Regions from separate parts of the Homo sapiens genome. Here region 1 is linked to region 2. The links are chromatin loops, found by intact Hi-C in ENCODE. Cell type or tissue: HCT116. All regions are shown on one strand. Links, peaks and the distances in the headings refer to the core of each region. The heading gives the core; the rest is flanking DNA. Region 1 overlaps PARD3 (par-3 family cell polarity regulator). Region 2 overlaps PARD3 (par-3 family cell polarity regulator).

What was found. A loop is a pair of places that touch in the nucleus more often than their neighbours do. Peaks named below come from ENCODE experiments on the same cell type or tissue, not always from the same donor. Only the 100,000 strongest peaks of a DNase experiment are listed, where the experiment ranks them.
Region 1: it touches region 2 in a loop (4-fold over the local background); 5 of 110 quality-filtered maps call a loop at or near these places.

What each region holds. Positions count from the first base shown.
Region 1 is chr10:34,244,442-34,255,641 of GRCh38, reverse strand. All of the region lies in intron 22 of PARD3 (par-3 family cell polarity regulator), which reads left to right. Among named protein-coding and RNA genes, the nearest start is that of LINC02629, 350 kb to the right of the region's middle. In HCT116, for the core only: a CTCF peak has its summit at 5,790; DNase peaks (open chromatin) are centred at 3,311 and 5,778.
Region 2 is chr10:34,632,960-34,644,159 of GRCh38, reverse strand. The region is part of intron 2 of PARD3 (par-3 family cell polarity regulator); the gene reads left to right. Among named protein-coding and RNA genes, the nearest start is that of PARD3, 180 kb to the left of the region's middle. RefSeq lists a silencer at 6,345-6,639. In HCT116, for the core only: CTCF peaks have their summits at 5,520 (motif pointing right) and 6,490 (motif pointing right); DNase peaks (open chromatin) are centred at 5,519 and 6,489.

The sequences.
Region 1 (11,200 bases), core at 1,206-9,205, 390 kb after region 2:
TGACCTGGAAACAGTTCCCTCCAGATAAATCTGCATGACAACCACCTAACAGATATCTTTTTCCTCTTTTCTCTGGCCTCTGCTTTGATTACTTAACAGGTCATTCATTACCAGGCAGAAAGTTTGAAAAGCAGTAATTTTTTAGTCTTCTGAAAGTTATATAATACACTGAACCTGTATCAGGTACTTAGAAGGCAGTGCAGTGGTAAAATAAAAATTTAACTCCAAGTTTGTTTTTAATTCTATTATTACCTAGGATTTTTAAAGAAGGGAAGGGCAGGATGCAAATGGAATTGGGGTGTGCTGAGGTTGTAGAGGACCAGTTGAGCAAGGTACAGACAATACAACTCCAAGGGGTGCTATAAAACTATAGCGTGGATTGGAACACTTCCGGTGATTTTTTTTCTGGCAGTTGGCAGCCAAGTGTCTTGAGGAATGAGGGTTTTCTCTGTATTTCACAAAGTCACTGTGTGGTCTGTGGCAGAAAGGAGGGAGATCTAAAAAATGATTTAAATCGTAAATTATTAGAATTTGGTTGCAACAGAATTTGTGGGGGAGGGTTTTGGGGGTTTTGCAAGCTATTAGCATAATTTAAAAAATACCTGCTTTGTAACAAAAACTAAAGCTGATTGAGGTTACAGACTTCTAGTTATTCTTTTCCTTCTATTTCCTTCTTTCCTTTGGTCTGTATGTTTCAGCCCTGTGAAATAGTCAAGGGTTTAAAGTCTTTGCACAAGCCCAGAGTTCTTGTACACATCTGTCTGTCAGTGTATCTGGCAGCCTTTGTGACTGATTACTCACTTCCCCACAATTTGACTGTGGGCCAAGAATTGTGGTAGGTGCCTGTGGTAGGGATGGAAATGAATAAGACCTATTCACCCCTCAGGGTCACCCCACCTGGTATCACATAGCAGACCACACTCAATACATTGTGTACAGAGTGATAAGAATTAAATAGGATGCTAAGGAGACTGACTCAGGTTGAGGAAGGATGGGCTTCTAAGGGGTGATGTGCTTGAGCTGCATCCTGAATTCCTAAATGGGAAAGAGCTAAATTTTTATACACACACACACACACACACACACACACACACACACACACACGTTTACCTACCTAGATGTTAATACTCACCTTTCATCACTATTTTTAAATGTTGATTACACAATTACAATGACAAAAAGAGAGATCATAGATGTTATAACAAATGTAACTTTATCTTAATTTTTTTGTTTGTTTTTGTTTTTGTTTTTGTTTTTGTTTTTGAGACAGAGTCTTGCTCTGTCGCCCAGGCTGGAGTGCAGTGGTGCGATCTCGGCTCACTGCAAGCTCTGCCTCCTGGGTTCACGCCATTCTTCTGCCTCAGCCTCCTGAGTAGCTGGGACTACAGCACGTGCCACCATGCCCAGCTAATTTTTGTATTTTTAGTAGAGATAGGGTTTCGCCATGTTGGCCAGGCTGGTCTCGAACGCCTGATCTTGTGATCCACCCGCCTTGGCCTCCCAAAGTGCTGGAATTATAGGAGTGAGCCACCACTCCCGGCCTTAAAATTTTTTTAGTTTGTTTGTATTCATCAGGTACAAGTGCAGTGTTGCTACATTGGTATATTATATTGTGGGAAGTCAGGGCCTTCAGTGCACCCATCACTGGAGCAATGTGCGTGCTGTACCCACCGAGTAACTTCTCATCATCCAGCCCCCTCCCACTCCCACGCTTCCAAGTCTCTGCTGCCCGTCATACCACACTCTGCTTCTGTGTGTCCACATTATTAAGGTCCCACTTATGAGTGACAACATGCTGACCTAGTTTTGACAGACAGGGGACCTAGTTAAGGTACTGGATTTATATCTTCCTGGTAAATATTAAATATGATGAACACTTTACTGTGAAAGTTCCTAGATACCTCTTGCCCTGAAAAGCCACTGGCAGACAGCTGTGTCTTCTCTGAGTGGTCGTCTGATTCTTTGAAACTTTCTATGATATTTCAGCAATTAAGGATTGCTTAGCCTCTACACTCATGGTGTCCTGAAACCTCAGGTAGCTGAGGCCTTAAGACCTGCGGGATAATGAGGGAGAGCCAGGCCATGAAGAGATGCTGCAGACCCTCCAAGGTAGCAACCAGATGGCTTCTAGGCCTCAGGTACCGTGGCTCATCACTGTGGGTGGTGATTGTGACTGTATGGATCAGTTCCAGAGTAGGTCTGTCAGAATATCAATGTCTTTAATATAGTTTTAAGCATTTGAAGAATTTAACATTCTTGGTTTGGCCATTCATGACTGTGAATGACACATGATTTACAGTATTGCTAGGGCCTGTAGGCTTTGCTGGAGCATGAGGGGTTAAAGAACTAATGTGAGTCAAGGACAGTATCTGTTGCGCACCTACTTGACACAAACTACTTTACTAGGCCATTTCAGATACACAGACAAATGTCGTAAAGTAATGATTGAGTCCACACCTTCCTTCTGATATTTATTTGTAAGGAATTTTATTTGCATCTGGGAGAGTTCCATTAGTCTCTCTTTGTAACAGACAAATCTAAAACCTACTCCCACAGTTTCTTGTAAAGACCAGCACATCTTTGAATTGTCTTGGTTTTTTAATAAGATTTCCAGCTTTTATACCAGATCAAGGCAAACTGGATGTAAATATAGCGTTATCCTTGCTGAACACTGTTGCAGACCAACAGGTTCACAGTTTCCTACATCCTACCCATTTATAACTGAAACAGTATGTCAGTTGATTTTTAAAAGTGCAGGTGGTTTTCTGATCGTTCACTATGATTTCCTTTACAGCAAGGGCATGAGAGCACCATTTCCCCACTTTTATATCTAGTCCGTTCTTGAAAATGTGTAACAAATGACTATGCATATATATATATATAGACATACATACACACATACACATATATATAAAGTTATATATATACACACACATAAACATATATATTCACAGAAGTTGTGTTCTCAGAATAATAGTAAAATAAACAATGATGCTTCATGCAGGCACTGGTGATAAACTCCACTGTGTCGGGATGATCCAGGGCTGAGACACAGATCAGCAAGGGCCGCTGCCATTTCCCTTTCAGATCACTGTAGAGACAGGTGTGTGCAGACAGGAAGCACCCTTTTCCATTAACTGTCTCTCCTGACCCCTCTCTGGACTCTGCCAGCGCTTGCCCATGGCCATCAGGGTTAAGTTTGCCTGTGTGGCTTCCAAGGAGAGCAACGGGGAAGGGAGAGGAAGGACGAGGAGATAACAAGTTGGTTGGCAGCCCAGGCAAATTCTGGGACGTCACAGGAGCCTCAGTCCTTAGGAGGGAGTGAGTCAGAGGTGCTTCTGCATGGAATGTCACACTCTCAGGAGCACACACCTGTAGGGACCTCAGCTGCCTCTGAGGGGCCTGGCTCTGTCCCCAAAGCACAGCAGCTGGGGGCAGGCAGGCAGCACCACCACGCAGTGACTGGTGTTAGTTGACGTGACCACACGCAGGTAATTTAAAAGTGCAGCTCTCCCCTCCCCCTCCCCAGCACACCCTGACTCCCTTCCCTGCCTTCTTTTTCTTGCTAGTCCTTATGGCATTATGATGCGGCATAAATGCACTTTAAAAATGTTATCATCCGTCTCCTCCAACTAGAATGAAGTTGCATTTTGGAGCGGGGCAGGGGGTGTTGTCTGTTGTCTGTTTCATTCACTGCTGTATTCCAAGTTCTACCACACAGACATTCAAATATGTTCAATAAATTAAGGAATGGATAAACCAAACTCCTCATCAGCACAGCAAAGACAGTTTATGGGATGTATGTGTGATAAGACTGTAAGCTGTGTAGGAGCAGAGAGAGCCTGTTTTTAGAAAAGAAACCTGGAGTTTCTGTCAGCAAAATGCAGTTAAACATTTTAAGTGTTAAAGTCCCTTTTGCTTATTGTATGTTAAACTTATAATTCTTGTAGGTTTCTTAGAACTTGTATAGTTTTGAGAGAGAGAGAGAGGGGGAAGAGCAAAAGAGGATTTGATACAACACCATACCATAAGATGATAAGGTAAGATGTGATGTAGGTATTTTTAAGAGCACAGGCTCTGAAGCCAGCTTAAGTTCACATCCCAGCTCTGCCATTTAACCTTCTGTGCCTTACTTCTTGTATCTGCAAAACGGGGATAATAACACTTACCTCACTGGGGTTTTTTTGTGAGCATGACATGAATGACTACATGTAAGGCACTTTGAACACTGCCTGGCACACAGAGCAGTCCCATAAATGTTAGTTGCTATTGTTCGTATGATGCCACCACTACCATCACCGTCGTCTTTGTTCTTGAGTTCTAAGGGCATTTCAAAGCTAAAAGGTTTGCCACAGAGATTGTTTTTGCATGGGTATGATATTGGATTCTGTATCTTATTTTTAGCATCTTTTATGTGTAAACACCACTTAAGTTAGATTTGTCACCTTTGTATTTCATGATACAACTGATGTCTGTACCTCTTTACCTTACATACTGCTGCTAAAATGGGCATGGTTATGGACATTTGATTAATTTCTGTAATTAGGAAGCGTCTTAATCTTTAGTAATTTGGTATAGTATTTCACTTGAATAGCTAAAGATTAATTTCCATAACAGGAGACTAAGGTGAAAGAGGTTTATGATATTAGAGGATGTGATTGAAGATCGTGCAGGCCTCAGGCCTGGAGTCAGATTCTCTCAGAGCTTGTGATGCAACCTGGGTAATTCTCACTCTTAAGAGAGAACTGCTTTCCTCCTGGAAGTGTGGAGGGGAATGATAAGGCCGTCTTCAATAGCTGTATGATATATTTAAATAAAATCTGCCATAGAATTGCATAATATTAGTATTATAAATGCCTTGTATCATTATATGATAATTAAAATAAGTTCTATGTTAATAAATATGTAGTGTACTATTATTGATGTTTGCTTTATGGTAAACAGGAAACATCTTGAGTGATTTTTTTTTTTTTATTTCCAGCTTGGAAATGATAAACAAAATCTGAAAAGGGGCTTACTTTTTTTTCTTTTATTACTGAGTATGTCTGTTTCTGGCACATTTTTTCCACTTACCTGGGTCAACTACATACATATCTCCTAAAATGAAGTCTCTGTATACCCAAGGGTAGCTAAATGCCCGTCAAGGAATAAATGAATGCATTTGAGTTGTTTTAATTAGCTAGGTATGATTTAAAGGTTGCTGAAATCAAAAAGCCTTATTCATTTTTCATCAATAATCACTTACCTTAATATTTCATTAGAACCTGCTGATTTGCAGACTCCTTCTGGGCTTTGATTCATTATGACTGCAGACATAATTTAACTTTCTCTCTTTTTCTCGTTCTGTATTATGCTCTTTCATCTCTGAGACACTATTAAGATGTTTCCAGCATTCAGAAGGCTGCTAATTGATCCAACTTTTTTTTTCTTTTTTTAACTGTACTTAAAGCTAAGAGTTCTAGGCTGTGGAAAGCTGTGTGTGTGTGGAGGGGGAGCAGTTTTCTTTAATTCTTTAAACAGCTGATAATAACGTGTAAATTTTCTATTTCATATGTTCCAAGAATTAGGATGGACTTATTGTATGCAGCAGGCAGGAAGTACATAGTTTGGCCACATTCTTAAGAGTATGCCATCAATTGGAAAGAACAAAGCATCTCGTGTGTGGCATGCTCACCAGATGAGATTGCTATCCATGCATATACCTTATTTTCAAAATATTTCTCTAGTTGCTTTAGATGCAGCCTAGCATGTGGCCTCGGATGTGCAGCGTGCCTGGTGGACTCAGGTAGTGACTGCTATCCCAGGCATCTGTGCTGCCACCTAGGGAGTATGGCTCTCATGCGGAGAAGTTGAGAGATGGGCCCTCAGATTAATAGGATGCTTGTGCAGAAAAGAGCCATTCTTCTTCTTAAACTGTGCCTTTATATGAATGATCAGATCAGAGCCAGAGACAGACCATACAGGGTGGGGGACATATGGTTGGAACTTCTTAAAAGCCAAAATTCCAGGCACCTGTCTTTAAACACAGTTATATCTTAGTTTTTTGGGGGAGAGTAGCTAATCTAAAACTTAAAAATATACCCAGCACGGACTGGAATTCTGACTGGCTGATGCTGGCAATGAGAAAAGAAAATAGATAAATGTGTAAATAGGTATTTTTCATTTCTTCCAGATTATGAAATGCTGCATGTCTGTCTTTTATAACCATGTTAAATGGTTTGTATGAAGTGCATATTATTAACTTTCACTAGCTGTGCCAGTTTTGATGCCGAGTAAAAATTCCTAAATGTTAAGGAATAAATTTGTGTCCTTAAAAGCTTGGTAAATGCAGGCTGAGCATGCTGGCTCATGCCTGTAATCCCAGCACTTTGGGAGGCTGAGGTGGGAGGATTGCTTGAAGCCAGGAGTTTGAGACCAGCCTGGGCAACATAATGAGATGTCTACTGTTAAAAATTAGAAATGAAAAAATTTGGTAGATGTAGATGTATATGTATTCAGAAGTGTAAGTATATTCATTGGACTAGACCTTTTATTAACTTATTGATACTTTCCAGGAAACGTAATGCTGGTCTCCCTTACCACTAGATTTCTGTTTCAAACACAAGTCTAAAAAAAATTAAGGAGCCACCAATATAAATATCTACTGATGGAGAATTAAAAGAACTCTTATGTGTTAAGAGATTTTAACCACCATTTAAAATTATCAATCCCCGGTTAACTAAGGCTGCTCTTCACATTTTGCTTACCTTTGGAATATTTATTGATAGTGCTTTCTAACACTTTGTGTGTGTGTGTGTTGGAGTTAACATGGCTTGCTTTGTGTGAGTATGAATTTTAATACTATTCTTTGTTTATGATGATCTTCAGGATTCTGGAAGAAGTTTTCAGTATAGACTGTCTCTTCATTGGGCCTTAACTTTGTGATCTCAGCCTGCCTTTGCGGCTTCACAGCCATTTTTCTACCTGTGTGTGCAGGTGTGTGCTGGTGCTGGGAGGTGCTATTGTAGACAGAGCATGAGGCATTGGATTCAGATCCTGGCTCTGCCACTTAACTTGGATGTTGGGCAAGTTATCTGACCTCTGTGAGCCTCATTATATTCATCTGTATTTCCATTTTTTTGTCCTATTGTTAGACCATATGTCAGCTGTGTCCTGATTTTTATATTTAGAGAATATGTTCTTGCCATGCATCATGATCTGTGTTAGAAGCTATTGGGGTTGAAAGAGAAAAACAGATTCAATTTCTGATAGTAATGTTCTTCCAGTCTTTTGGGAGATAACAGACGGACTTAAATAACACCACCAGTTTTATTGACCATGCTGTTTATTTTAATAGCTAGGCCAGAATGGTTTGATTGACTTTTGAAAAATCTGGTATTTTTTTTTACCATATGGACAAGGCCATATCTGGAGTGCCAAGCTAATAAGCCTTCTTTTCTCTGCCAGTGAACCATGAAAGTTGTTAGCAAAATGTTTTATCTTGAATTGATCCATTTTCCAAGCTCTTGGTGATATAAACACCCATCTTAAGGGATAAAATGCAGATTATCTTTCATCAGTCATTGGAAATTTGTTGCATTAAAGAACTGTAGGCAACTGGTATGTGAAATGATCTAGAAAGGAATGTACCTAGTGTGGTTGGGGATGCCTAAAAATGTGTAGGACTCCCGTAAATCAGTTACTTATCAGTACAAAGCACAGGTCACATTATTTTGAATGATGTTGTAATACTTGAACGTAAAAAATGGGAGTATAGTAGTACTTAATTGTAACATTTTTCTTAAACAGTTAAGGTTTAAAGGAAGATGACCGTACTTTTCCGATTATTAACAAAAGGTCCAATGTATACACCATTCTGAGTCAGAATACCACCAATTTCTGTGTCTAGCAATGAAACAATGTAACCAGTATTAGTTGTCTTTCAATCTAATCAGTGAATTAAGTATTCATTCCATCCCAAGCCTCCTTGTTACCATCAAAATATTTGTATCTTTCATTTCTCTCCTCTTTATGTTCCTGTTTTTCTTTATGTTCTTTAGCATGTATTTGAAGCATCTTTTTAAAAATTCTTTTTCCTCTGATTCTATCATCACTGTCCTTTCTGGGTCTGTTTTTGTGTTTTTTGTTTTGTTTGTTTTGTTTCTTTCAGAGTCGCTGTGTCACGCAGGCTGGAGTGCAGTGGCGTGATCTTGGCTCATTGCAACCTCCGCCTCCCAGGTTCAAGCAATTCTCCTGCCTCAGTCTCCTAAATAGCTGGCATTACAGGTGTCTGCCACCATGCCCGGCTAATTTTTGTATTTTTAGTAGAGATGAGGTTTCACCATGTTGGCCAGGCTGGTCTCGAACTCCTGACCTCAGGTGATCCACCCACCTTGGCCTCCCACAGTGCTGGGATTACAGGTGTGAACCACCATGTCTATCCTGTCTGTTTCTATTGATTGATTTTTCTCCTGATTGTGGCCACATTTCCCTCTTCCTTTCTATGTCTAATAATTTTTTATCAGATGTCAGACATTATACATTTTGTATTACTGAGGGCTTGGGTTTCATTTTTTTTTTTCCTTTGGAAGGAGGCTCTTGCTCTGATACCCAAGTTGGAGTGTGGTGGCTCACTGCAGCCTCACACTCTTGGGCTCCAGCAGTCCTCCCACCTCAGCCTCCTGAGTAGCTGGGACTACAGGCATGCACCACCACACCTGGCTTCATTGTATTTTGTGTGTGTTGGATCTTTCCTGGCAGGCAGTTAAGTTACATGCTAATCTTTTATATTTAAATTACCTTTTAATCGCTTTTAGACCAGTTGCAGAGTAACTTTCATTCTAAGGCCTAATTTAGCCCCATTTCCAAGGCGTAGCCCTCCTTGACTGAATACCCTGGGTATTCAGTCCATGCAGTCTCCTCCTCTGCGTGGGTACTATCAGGGTGCCCACAGTTGTTCATCTTACGGCCGCCTGGTATTTATTCTTTTCACAAAAGTTGTTCTTGTCTGGGCTTATAGGATTTTCCCTTACTCATGCCCAGGGTGGGAATCAAAGACTGAAGAGGGCCCGTGCTGATTTCTGGAGCTCTTTCTCTGTGTAGTTCTCTCCTCTCAGGTCATCTGTCTAAAGATGCTGACCACCTTAGCCTCCCAGATTCATAATTCTGTCCCCTCAACTCAGGGTGGCTGCAGTGTGGTTTGGTTTTGCTCCCTGCACTGCAGTGCCCAGAAAGCCAAGGTGATGGTGGGGCACCCCTTCTTTTTTTCCTTTTCTCAGGGGTTACAGTCTTAGCCATCTTGGTCCCCAGTTCCTGCTGAAAATAGTTGTTTCCTATTTTTGACTAGTTTTCTAGTTGCTTATAGTAGGAAGTTAATTCTGGACTACTGTATCTTCTTATTGCTGGAAGTGGAAATCTCTTAAAATATATTTGAACAACTGTTCTGCCAAAGGCTTCTACCATCTCTTTACCTCATTCTTACTCTTAAACCCCTTAAAATGGGCTTCAGCCCCTCTCTACTGAAGAAAATTCTTTTCAGGTGACAAAATTGCCAAATCTGGAGGCCATCAGGAAAATGTGTCCACATTTGACTTATAGGACACCCTTCTTCCTTGGTCACTAGTGCTCTCCTGTGTCTTCACTGCTGATCCCCACCTTTTGGGGAGTTCATTTGTCCCTGTTGTGATTCTCACGTGCCTACACCCTTGTCTATGTTTCTCCCTGTCACGTCTTCAGCTGTCACTGGTATGATTTCCATTGACACTGTAGTAGTGCCGCTCTGTGGCACACACCAAGCCTGGCTCTGCACACATGTCTCTGGGCATCCTGACAGCATCACGAACTCAACGGGGACAGATCTGGTGGGGTCTTTATTATCCAGACCGTGGCTGCCACTGTGTACCATCTCTCTGCTCTTTTCACCAGCACCCTGTCCATCTCCTGTGCTCTTCTTGCTTCTCCGTCCTTAGCCCTCATACCTAGTTCCGGAGTGTTATTGATTCTATTTCTATACTTTTTCTCAGATCAGTTCTTCTCCACACATTCCTTGTTTTGTTTTGTTTTGTTTTGTTTTGTTTTGTTTTGTTTCAGGGATGTATTACCCCTTGTCTGGCATAATGAAGTCACAGCATTTACGTGTCCACACCTGTCTCAGCCCCCTTGATCCCTCTTAGTCCTGTCTGTTACCTTTCTAAATTCTAGTCAGGGTGGCCTCACTCACCCTCTCCAAAGAACGACGGCAGAATCAAGTCCAACTTACTTGGCGTGGCATTCTCATTCTAGGGAAGCACTGCTGACTCAATCCCCAGTATTTATCCTCATTGAAACTAGTCACCTAGGGCTCTTTCCCATCCCATATTGCGTCAAGCATTTTCCTACCCCCGTTACGTATGCCTTCTCATCAGTGTGGAACGCCCTGCTGCAGCCCTCTCCTGATTCTCCAATGCCATCTTTTCTGCAAATTTAGTACTTTTAGTTGGAATGAATCTCTTCCTATCCTCAGATCTGACAGAGTTTGTATGTCTGCTAAGACTTCCTTGGGTGTCTAAACAGGATTGTTAAAAGCTATCTGTATCCGCTCCACTTTTTGCAGTTTGTACTTTTCCCTGTGTTCTCCCGACATCTTCTTTGGTGATGTTGGGAAGTCATTAAGGCACTTCCTGAGATCTGTTTTTAGGACTCACACTGCTGCTAGAAAACAGTCTCATACATAGGGCTGTGGGGTCACTGTGTACAAGGCAAGCTCTCCTGTAAGGAAATAAGAACTTATCTTAAGGAGATAAGGATAAGGACCATGCCTTAATTCACCCTTATCCCCTCCAAATTCATGTGTACATTTTTGGAGAATTTAAAGGCAGTATGTAAGATGAATGAATGAAAAATGATGACTTCAAGATACTTAATAACTCGATTCATTTATTTAAGAAGATTCCTTTATATAGCATGTGAACTCAGCATGTAAGAATGATTCAATTTTTAAAATTAGATTGTATAAGATTTTTAGTAACATATCAATGACATGGGACAGAATATATCACTTTACAAATCTATTATTACACTGTAATTTTTTGCTAGGACTTCTTTCCTCAAAAATAACCATAATTCAGAATTGATAACGTTGCATTTTTTTCTTGGTGAATTTCTTAAGCCAGTGGTCATGATATAATATCCTCCTGATACTGCTGGATTCAAGAACAGGTATCAAAAGGAAACAAAGTATGTA
Region 2 (11,200 bases), core at 1,905-9,904:
AAATAGTTTTGAATTTTGTTTCTAGTCTCTTCTGTGTTGTATTGGTTTCAGAGTTCAGTATCCAGTCACAGTGGACAGTTTTGTAGTATTTTGCAGCCTAAAAAATTTATGCAAGCAGTAAATTAAAAATCTGAAAAACACACGCATACACATGTGTGCACACGAAGGCACATACACATCCCTCCATGGAGTCTTCCACTCTTGTGTGTTTTGTAATTCTCTTTATTTTTATTTGTTTACTTGGAGACAGGGTCTCGCTCTGTTGCCCAGGGTAGAGTGCAGTGGTGCAATCATAGCTCAGTGCAGCCTCCACCTGCTGGGCTCAAGCAAGCCTCCCACCTCAGCCTCCCAAGTAGCTGGGACTACAGGTGCGCACCACCATGCCCAGTTAATTTTCTAATTTTTTGGTAGAGATGGAGTCTCACTATGTTGCCCAGGCCAACCTTTAACTCCTGGTCTCAGGTGATCCTCCCCAGTTGTACCTCTCAGACTGATTATAGGTGTGAGCCGCCACACCTGACCTATAATTTTATTTTAGATTTACATGAGAAGTGATGCTGTTTTAAAGTGTAATGCTCTGAATTAAAGGAATTCTCTATGGTAATATATTTATACATAACAAAGCACTAACAATTACAGAAGGCCTTGATGCCTGTTCTATTATTCGTTTTATGTTTCTGTGAGTAATTGATGCTTTGATGTATTTTGGCCATAGAGGCACTATTGTAATGCATGTAGACTGACTTTCACTGGACAGAGGTTTGCTGAGCTGGTTCTGTTCATGTGCTATGGCTGGAGACATGAGGCAGAGGACACAGAGGCCCTGCCCTGATGGCACTCACACTGTAAACTTGAGGCAATGAGGACGCACAGTTAGGAGCTGAAGTTGTACCACAGAACACATAAAGGGAGAGTTAGACACAAGACGAGGGGGCTCCAGGTGAGCCAGTGAGAGCCGTGGGGCCTTCTGTCCCTCCAGCCAGCAGACGCTGAGTGACTGCAGGACCCAGCCGATTCCAGGTTCCCGAGCAAGCTGCCTTCTGTGCTTGTGATTTTTATGTTGTGGGGGGATTGATGGTGCCGCCTCAGGTGGAGATCAGTGTGACGGAGTCCACAGGGCAGGATAGAACACTGGATGTGTGCAGTAGGGTCTTAGGCCAAGTCCACTTTCTCTGATGGGGGAGCATTTCAGCAAAGGCCCTTCTGGGCATATGAAGGTTTCCCAGTCAGTTATCAGGGCAATGGGAAGCCACAGAGCTGGGGGTCTGCTGGAGAGTGATCAGGCTTGAGCGTTAATAAGGTCATCTGGCTGCACTGTAGGTGATGGAGCCAGGTAAGAGGCCCTGTAGTCTAGGCAGGAGGTGTGGGTAGCTCTGACCAGCAGTGGAAAGAGGGCAAAGTGGCCAGATTTGAGAGATGCTATTTAGGGAGGTGGATTGGAAGGGCTCTCGTGGGGGTCATGGGGAGGGGGCCGTCTAGGTAGCTGTCCTCAGGGTTTATCATGGGTACCACAGAGAAGGGAAGACATTTGGGCAGTCACTTAGCAAATTTGGGGCATGCCGAGTGGGGGTGCCATGTGGCATTCAAATTGCAGTTTGTGCAGGTAATCAAACTAGGGGCTTAGGAGAGGCCTGGGGAGGAGAAATGGACCTGGAAGTTCTCCGCCAGGTGGAGTGACTCAGGGTCTCAGGAAGAGCAGGCTGGTGAGGCAGAGCCAGGGTGTGGGGCAGAGTGAGTGGAAGGCCGTGAGAGGCAGGGCCAGATGGGGCTGGGTGGATCAAGGAAGAGGAGGGTCAAGGGCGGGCTTTCATTTGAGAGGGTGTAGAAAGCAAAAGAATGTTTTTAGAAAGATTCATGACAGCTGGGCCCTTTGACGTGGTAGTTGGAAGGATTGAGTGGAGAGAGGGAGGTGGAGAGTACAGAAGCAGCAAGGGATGACAGAGGGTGCGAGGCAGGGCAGGAGGCTCAGGAAGGCAGGGACTGTGTGCATGGGGGCCATGAGCCTTGGGTGGGCGGGGATCCCATGTACCCAGGTATGGGCCCAGGGTGGACAGGGGCCGTGCTTACAGGGCGAGGGGCCCCAGGTGAGTGGATACTGCCCGCAGGGGTGATGTGCCCCCGGTGGGCTCTGGGCAGTGTCCCAGTGCTACCCCTCGGCCCTGGGACCTTAGGTGTTCATTACCATTTAGTCTTGTTTACAGCCTGGGAGTTTCTAGTCAAGCACAGCTGGTGGGGAGGCTCCGTGCCTCTTCTCCTCTGCCACCTCCACCCTTGTGCCCTCCTCCACGCTCCCTTCTGGATGCCTCATGCACCTGTATTTCACGTGCAGGACAGGGTTCCATGGTCTGTCAGCCACCACCTACTGAGCTGTTCCCACGAGGCGCATGCCTCCCAGCCAGTGGGTCATCAGCCCATTTCACGAATGGGGGCAGGCTCAGGACTGATGAACTGCGGCACAGCTCACCCAGCCATGCGTGGTGCTCCGCCATGTGGAGAACTATGTTGCCTCCCCTGCGGAGGCCATCGGTGAGGGGGTGCTGGGCCATGAGGACTTGGGTGGGCTGGGGCTGTGTGCAGAATGGCCTCCTGTTTCTTACACGCCAAGGCTTCCTCCAGGCCCTGAGATTTTTCATGCAGTGCCTTTTACTAGTATGTAATCTTCCAGTAAAGACCACTGTTCAGTCAAAGACCAGAATGCAGGGCTCAAATACTTTCAGGTTCCGCCATTGCAGACGTTAGCCCAGGTAGGACTGTGCCTTTCTGCTGAAGAAGCAAAGATAGGCCAAGCCCCAGTCCCTCCTCCAGGCTTCCCCGGCAGCTCAGGGTGCGGGCAGGTGCCGGGAGGGAGAACCTGGTTAATTTTAATTGGCTTACATTTTTGGCCTCTGTGATTTCCTTGTTGGCCTCCTTGGGTGTGTGTTTAATTCAAGTAAGAGTTCATTATCGGAGTTCTTTTAATTATAAAATAAAGTGTGTTCGTGGTAAGGAGGTCACATCATAGAAAGCTGTAGGGAAGAAACTGGAAGTGCCTTTCATCTCCTCCCCCACCTAACTCCCCAGAATTAATCACAAATACTTTTGTGTGTATATTGTTCTGGAAATTGTAAATGTTTAAACAAATCTACTAAGGTATACTCTTCTGAAATTTTCCTTTGAAAATTTAGTTTATAATTTGGATTTATTTCTTGATGAGCACATGCTAAACTCATTCCACCCTTTTTTGATGAAAATTATTACATGTTTATTAATATATCACATTCCCTCCCTCCCTGTCCCTTTTTTCCCCCATAAAACACAATACTGCAGTGAATTTGTTTGAATACATCCCACAGAATATATAGCTGGCAATGGCATTGCTGGGTAAAAGGGAGTGTGCATTTAAAGTTTGGATAGGTGTTGTCAAATTGTGTTCCCTAAAAGTGCTTTTTTTTTTTTTTTTTTTTTTTTTTTTGAGATGGAGTCTCACTCTGTTGTCCAAGCTGGAGTACAGTGGCGCTTTCTTGGCTCACCACAGCCTCCACCTCCCGGTTTCAAGCAAACTCGTGCTTCAGCCCCCTGAGTAGCTGGGACTATAGGCGCATGCCACCATGCCCAGCTAATTTTTGTATTTTTAGTATAGAGAGGGTTTCACCATGTTAGACAGGCCCCCTGAGTAGCTGGGACTATAGGTGCATGCCACCACGCCCAGCTAATTTTTGTATTTTTAGTAGAGACAGGGTTTCACCATGTTAGACAGGCTGATTTCAAACTCCTGACCTCAGGTGATCTGCCTGCCTTGGCCTCCCAAAGTACTGGTATTACAGGTGTGAGCCACGGTGCCCAGCCAAAAATGCCTTTTAAAAGGTGCATATGATTTTCAGTTCCAGCTTCACTGAGTATTAGAATCTTTTAAAGAACGTTTCAGGGTGCCCAGACCCTTTGCTCTTGTAGGATTCACGCCTGCAGCCTCCAGGCCCAGGGATGGGGCAGGTGTGCTGTGCAGTTGCTGTGGGCCTCACTGTGTCATGGTGCACTCCACCCTCATTGCTGTAGCCTCGCTTGTTCTTTCTTCAGTTGTACAAGAGGAAGACTGAGACTGCTAGTCAGAGGGATTGGTATTTTCTTCTGTTCTGAATATAGAATCTTGGGAGGTTTTATGGAGAGAAATTAAGGGCATGTCTGTCTTTTATCTATGTTTGTATGTAACATGGTGTTTAATGAATATAACCCATGTGCTAGGTGCTTCACATAAATGGATTCTCATAACACTCTGCGAGGTATCTGCTCTTTTACTGTGTGTGTGTGGTGTGTGTGTGTGTGTGTGTCTTACTCTGTTACCGAGGCTGGAGTGCAGTGTTGCAATTATAGCTCACTGCAGCCTTGATCTCCTGGCCTCAAGCAGTTCTCCCACCTCAGCCTCCCAAGTAGCTGGGACTACAGGTACAAGCATGTACCACCAGCTAATTTTTTATTCTTTAAATGTTTTGTAGAAATGGGGTATTGCTCTGTTGCCCGGGCTGGTCTTGAGCTCCTGGCCTCTAGCAGTCCTCCTGCTTTGGCCTCGCAAAGTGGTGGCATTAGAGGTGTGAGGTACAGTGCCCAGTCTGTTTTCCGTGTTTTGTAATTTAATAAGATGTGAGCCTCAAGACCATTAGTGAGTGGTAAAGCTGAGATTTGATTCTCATCCTCCACCACACTAACGGGGATGTGCCCTAGGGCATGAAATGCTTCATTCCTGTTTGTTTAAAAACGTGTTTTTTTTCCTTGTGTTTTCCTATGTATTTTATTTTTTTTTTACTTTTATTTTTATTTTTTTGAGACAGAGTCTTGCTCTTTTGCTCACAGCAACCTTTGCCTCCTGTGTTCAAGGGATTCTCCTACCTCAGCCTCCCGAGTAGCTGGGATTACAGTCACGTGCCACCATGCCTGGCTAATTTTTGTATTTTTAGTAGAGATGGGGTTTCACCATGTTGGTCAGGCTGGTCTTGAACTCCTGACCTCAGGTGATCCATCTGCCTAGGCCTCCCAAAGTGCTGGGATTACAGGTGTGAGCCACTGCACCCAGGTGTAATTTGGTATCATCTTTATACATCTTCATGCCTACTCATATCTTCTTTCATAGATTAGAATGAATTTGAGAACAGAGGAAATTTTAGACATTATGCTAATGGCATGAGGATCCTAGGCCTAGTTAGAAGTCATCTTTGAAATAACTTCATAGAGCCGTATTTCATATTTCTCTTCTAAGAATTGTGAAAGAACTTAATTTTATTTCCCCAGAGAGAGAACTATAAATCATACGTATATAGTAACAAAGACAAAGAATGTTTGTGGAGGATTGAACTCAATTTAGAACTGATTTACACATCAGAGCAAGCCTGCTGAAAGCATAAGATTTTTACGTGGTTTTGCCAGACAGGTTGAAGGGACTATATTAAGGATAAATAGTTGAGCTGTTTTGTGGTATTTTTATTTCAAAATACCCAGAAATGGAAAGCAGTACTTTTCTTGTTTGGGTGTGATTCATGGACTGTCCAGCAGAGGGCACTGCCAGTTTGTGAGTGAGCATCCTTGCTGGCAGCTGAGTGAGCCTGCGCCTGCACTTCCCAGAGGAAATGGGTCTGAGTGTGATGTGGAAATAGTTACATTTTATTTTAGAATGTTGTCATGAAAGTTATCATAGGTGTCATAATAGCATTTGTAAGGTGTCACAGAAGATATTGCTGTTTCCTGCTACCTAGATGTACTGAACATTTTGCAGTTAGCTACTTAGCATGGTTTAGCTAATTGGGGACTGTTACTGACACATGGCTGGATCCCTACTTTGCCTCTCCTCCTTGAATTTGAGTTATATAAAGGAAATCTCAGTACTTAGGAATTTAGGGGAAAATGTTTAATTTTTGATGTGTAACCAAGAAGAAAGCATGGCAGTTTCTTATTGGTGGCTTCATGACTTACTGTGAATTTTTAATTTTTCTGAAATCTCAGGTATTTCTTTCCTTGCTGTGAATCCTGGGAAATGATTGCATTTGAAGTGGAGAATCACACAGCCTCCTTTAGTCCACTCTCCACAATGTCCAAATTATCTTTTGGTTATTCTTTTGTCTACCAGACTATCACAGCCATTATATTCTGTGGACTGAATTGTCAGTTTTCTCCACTGTAAGAATGGCGGGTGCACAGTCCGTGTGTCTTGTTTATGTGTACACTTGCAGATACAGAGTTGTTTTTGCCTCAGCTTTTCCTATGTAAAAGTTTTAAGTACTGTGTAAACATGCTTGTATACCTGGCTTTTGAATATATTTCACGCCTGCAAACTTAATTATTTGATGTGCATGGAAGTTGTAGAAGAGATCACTTGGTTTTTCTCTTAGGTTCACTTCTGTTTTTGTTTCTCTTGCTCCTTCAACTCACTGATGACAGGTGCTTTCCAAACTGCCGGCCTGATGCAGAGGTGCTGATTCCCCATTTGCTCTGCCCTTCTTTAGGGCTGCTGTACCGGCAGTGCCCACTGGGGGGCAGCGTGATTGCACACCAGCCTGCAAGGGTCTCCTTGGCTTTCTTTTCAGTTGGCAGGTGTGGGGGGCATTTTTGAGAACAAAGCACATTATTACTGAACGCTGAAACCCCCAGTGACAAAGCATTGTAGTGAATTCAAATGCACGATCCGGGAAATTCTCGGAGCCTCTGCGACTGGTCTCTCCAGCAGGGCCTGATACACAGGATCACTTGTAATTAAAACTAACACTTGTGGATGGGGGTGAGCTCTCACGTTAATGGACGTTTCTCATTGTACAACATTCAAAATATGTGGCAGGCCTTTGATAAGGAGTCTTTTTTCTTTCATCCCTTGAATAGTTATGAGGTGTGGAAATAAGAGGAGTTAGTTGGGAAAAAGCTTGCATGCTGGCTTTGTCGTTGTTTTTGAAAAGAATGGAAAATACTTGCAAATAAAGGCACATGGATTATTTTATCCATCTTGCACAAAACTGGGCTCATAGCACCTGATGGAGTCCTGGCTAACAGGTTTATTTTACTTATTGATTTCTGGAAATAAAGCAGGCACTAAACCGGACCACTTAACTATTTAAATCCTTGCAATAGGGTATAATTGTACTTTCAGATTTGTTTTTATATCAGTTGTGCAACATGTCTCAGGCAGTCATCTTGATTTTAAGTTCCTTTCTTTTAAGTTCATGCCTTATTCTCAACTTTCTTGCTCCGTAACAGAGCTGTGAATGGATAAGACTCGGTAGGCATTTGCCTAAAAGGTTTTGATGCTAGGAGGAACTGCACAATTCCTTTGCCCTTCTTGGTTTTCCTGTTTCGTGCTTATTTTTTATAAGCCGTGCATTGCTGTCGTGTGCAGCTGTGCACCCTCCTGCTGCCCGTCACGGCATCGGGTCTTTCCTGTGGGCCTCCTCGCCCTGCCCCACCTTTTCTCCAGGCATGAATCCTCCCCTAGAGCGCATGCAGTCAAATTAACGTGGAGACAGAGCCCATTATGAAGGAAATCAATTTATTCTAATTGGGTGACAACATTAGGCTTGACGGGAACTAGCACACCATCGTAAGCATCATGGTTACTTTGACTCTTCGTGAGGTGACTTAGGTGCAGTGTGATTTTCGTTTTCCATGCCTCCACCCCGCAGAAGCACCTGTGCGGTAACTGTCTGGGTTCATGTGTCCTGTGCTTCCAAAGCCTCTCGCCAGCGGCCTTTGTGGTGGGGTGGAGGGACTGGACAGGGGGCACCCAGTGAATTAACGCCAGAGAGTGTCTGGCCTCAGAAGGGCCAGCGAGCAAAGGGGTGTTAGCCCCGAGCCCGGATGGAGGAGGCAGCAGTGTGGGTTTGGATGACAGAGGGAAAGTAGAGATTTGGGAAGAAGAGGGTGGAAACAGGGTGGGTCTCCGTGGATTGCAGGGGAGGGTTTGTCTGCAGGTGTACAGGGAGTGCTGGCCCTGGTTTGGTTTAAACTGATGAGGGCCCTGGGCACATGCAAATGCGTAAATCTATCCTTCAGGCAAGGGATGAAAAACCGTTGAAGAGTTTTGGCTTCTTCTTCTTCCTTCTTCCTTCCGTCTTCCTTCCTTCTTCCTTCTTCCTTCCTTCCTTCTTCCTTCCTTTCTTCTTTCTTTCTTTCTTCTTCTTCTTTTTTTTTTAATAGAAGAAAAGTTACTTAAGAAAAGTTATCCTTGCGTAAAAAAAAATTCTGTGGAGGGAATATGGGGTGGGAGGTGTCCAGGCTCTGTTCTCATTGACCTGGGATTAAAGACCCAGTCTGCCCACACACTGTCAGCTTTACAACCTTAAGTAGTTCCAGAACCTTCCCAGACTTTGTCTATTAATCTGGGTAATATCAACTCACACAGCAAATGTGAGGAGAAAGTTCTACTGTATTTATAGAAGTCCAGCTCAGTTCTGGGACATACCGGTAGGTGCTCACTTGTTCTTTTCTCTTCCTACATCATCCTTTAAGATTGAATGAATAGCAAAGAAGAAAAACTAAAACAAGTATCTCATCGAGTGTTTTCTACATACCAGTTGACCAACCTCAAGGAATGGACCATTTAGCAGACTTGGTTGGTGTGTTCAGAGTCATAGGCATATAAATTTGAGTCGTACTGGGTGCTGTTCTGAGTGCTTTACTATCTCCCTTAGTTCTGTAGCAACCCTGTCACATTGAGACCCCTTACCACTACCGTCATTGTCGTACCCCTGTGGTCCCTCAGGATAGGCAGGAAAGTTAAGAAACTTTCCCATGTGGGGAAAAGGAGCTGAGCCCCAAATGCACACTCTCTGGCTCTAGGGCCCAAGCCCTCAGCCTTATGCCTGGCATCTCTCGCTCAGACAGGTAACCACAAGCTGACTTATTGCCCAATACTTTCTGGCTACCCCTATTTGAAATCCTATGCCTTTAGCATTTATCTGCAAATAGAATCAGAAGACCGGCAACATGGTGGGCTGAGAGCACCCATGGGGAGAAGCCTTGAATTCATCCATGGAGCTTGAACACGTCGCTGCATTTCTCCAGTTCTCCTCCTCCTTTGAAAATGTCTTAAATATGTATTTTTCTATAACCTCATGTTAGAAGTGAATCTCCGGTTTTGAGCAGTGTTTTCAGTGGAGCCATCGTGATGCCATCTGGGTGTGCTCTGAAACACAGTGACTATTTGGGGACCCAGTGTAGGCCGCCATTCTTCAGGTGGACGCTAGACATGAAGCACCACTGTGCCCTGGACTCCTGCTTCGCCTGTGGTGATGCCATCATGGCTGTCCCCTCACCTCATTCATGTTCAGATTCCCCCTGTTTGCTTTTTGATGCCTTTTGTTCCCAGCACTCCAGCTTCAATCTTAACTAGAAATCACCCAACAAACTGAAAAAGCTCCCAGTTCTGGAAATGGTACTTTGCAGCTTTCATTCTGCCCGTAATACATTTGAAAGCACCAAGTTTAGGGTCTCAGCAAAAAGCCAAAGCTGTCTCCATGTTTCATTTGAAGGTACTTTTGTTTTCAGTTGTTTCTTTGTGCATGTAAGAGCATTTTTTGCCCTGTTTTTGTTTCTTTCCTTCTTATTGAATGGAACAATTCTTTAAAACCTTGTACCTATCCTGCTTTCAGTTTCTTCTGTTTATTTAAAGCCTGAGTATTTCTTGTTTAGTTATAACAGCAGTAGTACATGCTAATGGGAAAGAAAATGGAGAAGTGTGTAAACTGGAAAATAAATAAAAATGTCCTGAATACCACATTCCTTCCCTCCCCTGGAGGGAAAACATTATCTTTTTTTTCCCGCATCCTTCCAGAAATTTTCTGCACATATATGAGCATTTTAAGCACACCCACACGCACAAATGGTTTCCCGCTATACGTACTGTTCTGCCAGTATATCTTGGATAAGTTTCCGCATCAGCAAATGTAGATTGACTTCATCTGTTAACAGCTCCTTAGTAATTAGGGGATAATTTCTCACAACTCCCCTATTTTTTCTGGGTTTCCAAACAAGCCGCCTTGGATCTATTCCCAGGGTTCTCCCCAAATAGTGCTCTTCCAGTTCTGCTTCCTTTAGGAAGGAGTTTCATCTTCTAGTGTCATCTATTCCTGCCATTGTGTAGCTTCCTGGGTCTGTTACTGATTACCTTTTGAATAAGAAAGGGACAGGTCAGAGGACTCAGGCTGGAACTAGACAGGTCAATGTAGTTGAGTATGGAATAGGGGTTAAAATGGACGCTAATGGCCTTCTACTTAAAACTCTCAAAACTAGAGAAAGGAAAAGTGAAGCCACAGTGAAATGTCACCTCCCTCTTGTTAGAATAGCTGTTATCCAGAAGACCCCACAAAATGACCAGTATTGTGAGGATGTGGAGAAAAAGGAACCCTCATACACTGTTGGTGGGAATGTAAATTAATACAGACATTATGGAAAACAGCATGGAAGTTCTTCAAAAACCTAAAAATAGAACTTACCATATGGTCCAGCAATCCTACTTCTGGGTGTTTACCTGAAAGATTTGAAATCAATATGTCGAAGAGATGTCTCCACACCCGTGTTTGTTGCAGCGCCGTTCACTGTAGCTAAGATACGGCACCAGCCTACGTTGGACGGATGGATAAATGGTCTGTATACACAGTGCAGTACTAGTCAGTCATAAAACAGGAAGAACTTCTGTCATCTGTGACAACGTGTATGGAACTAGAGAACATTGTGTTAGGTGAAATAAGCCAAACACAGAAAGACAAATACTGCCTGTTTTCACGGATACGCAGAATCTGAAACCATTAAACTCACAGAAGCAAAGAGGAATGGGGGTTAGAGGTTGGGAGGTTAGCGGTTGGGAGGGGGGTTGGGGAGATCGTAACCAAAGGGCACAAAGCCTGGGTTACATAGGAGGCATAGGTTTGATTTATTTCTTATTCTTTTTTTTGGAGCTCTGTTACATGGTGTAGTGAATGTAGCTAATAATTGAGTTCCGTACATTTTAATACTGCTGAGAGTAAATTTCATATGTTCTCATCATAAAAAATGTTGAATATTTGAGGGGATGGAAATGTTAGTTAACTTGATTTATTCATTCCACATTGTATTAAACAATAACATCACTTTTGTACCTCAATGATAACTTGTCAATATACAAGAGAAATTTAAGAAATCTCAAATCTTGAGCCTCCAAGTCAGGCGAGCCCCTGGGGGTGAAAGCCCCGCTCTGTTGTTTGGCCTGCAGGTT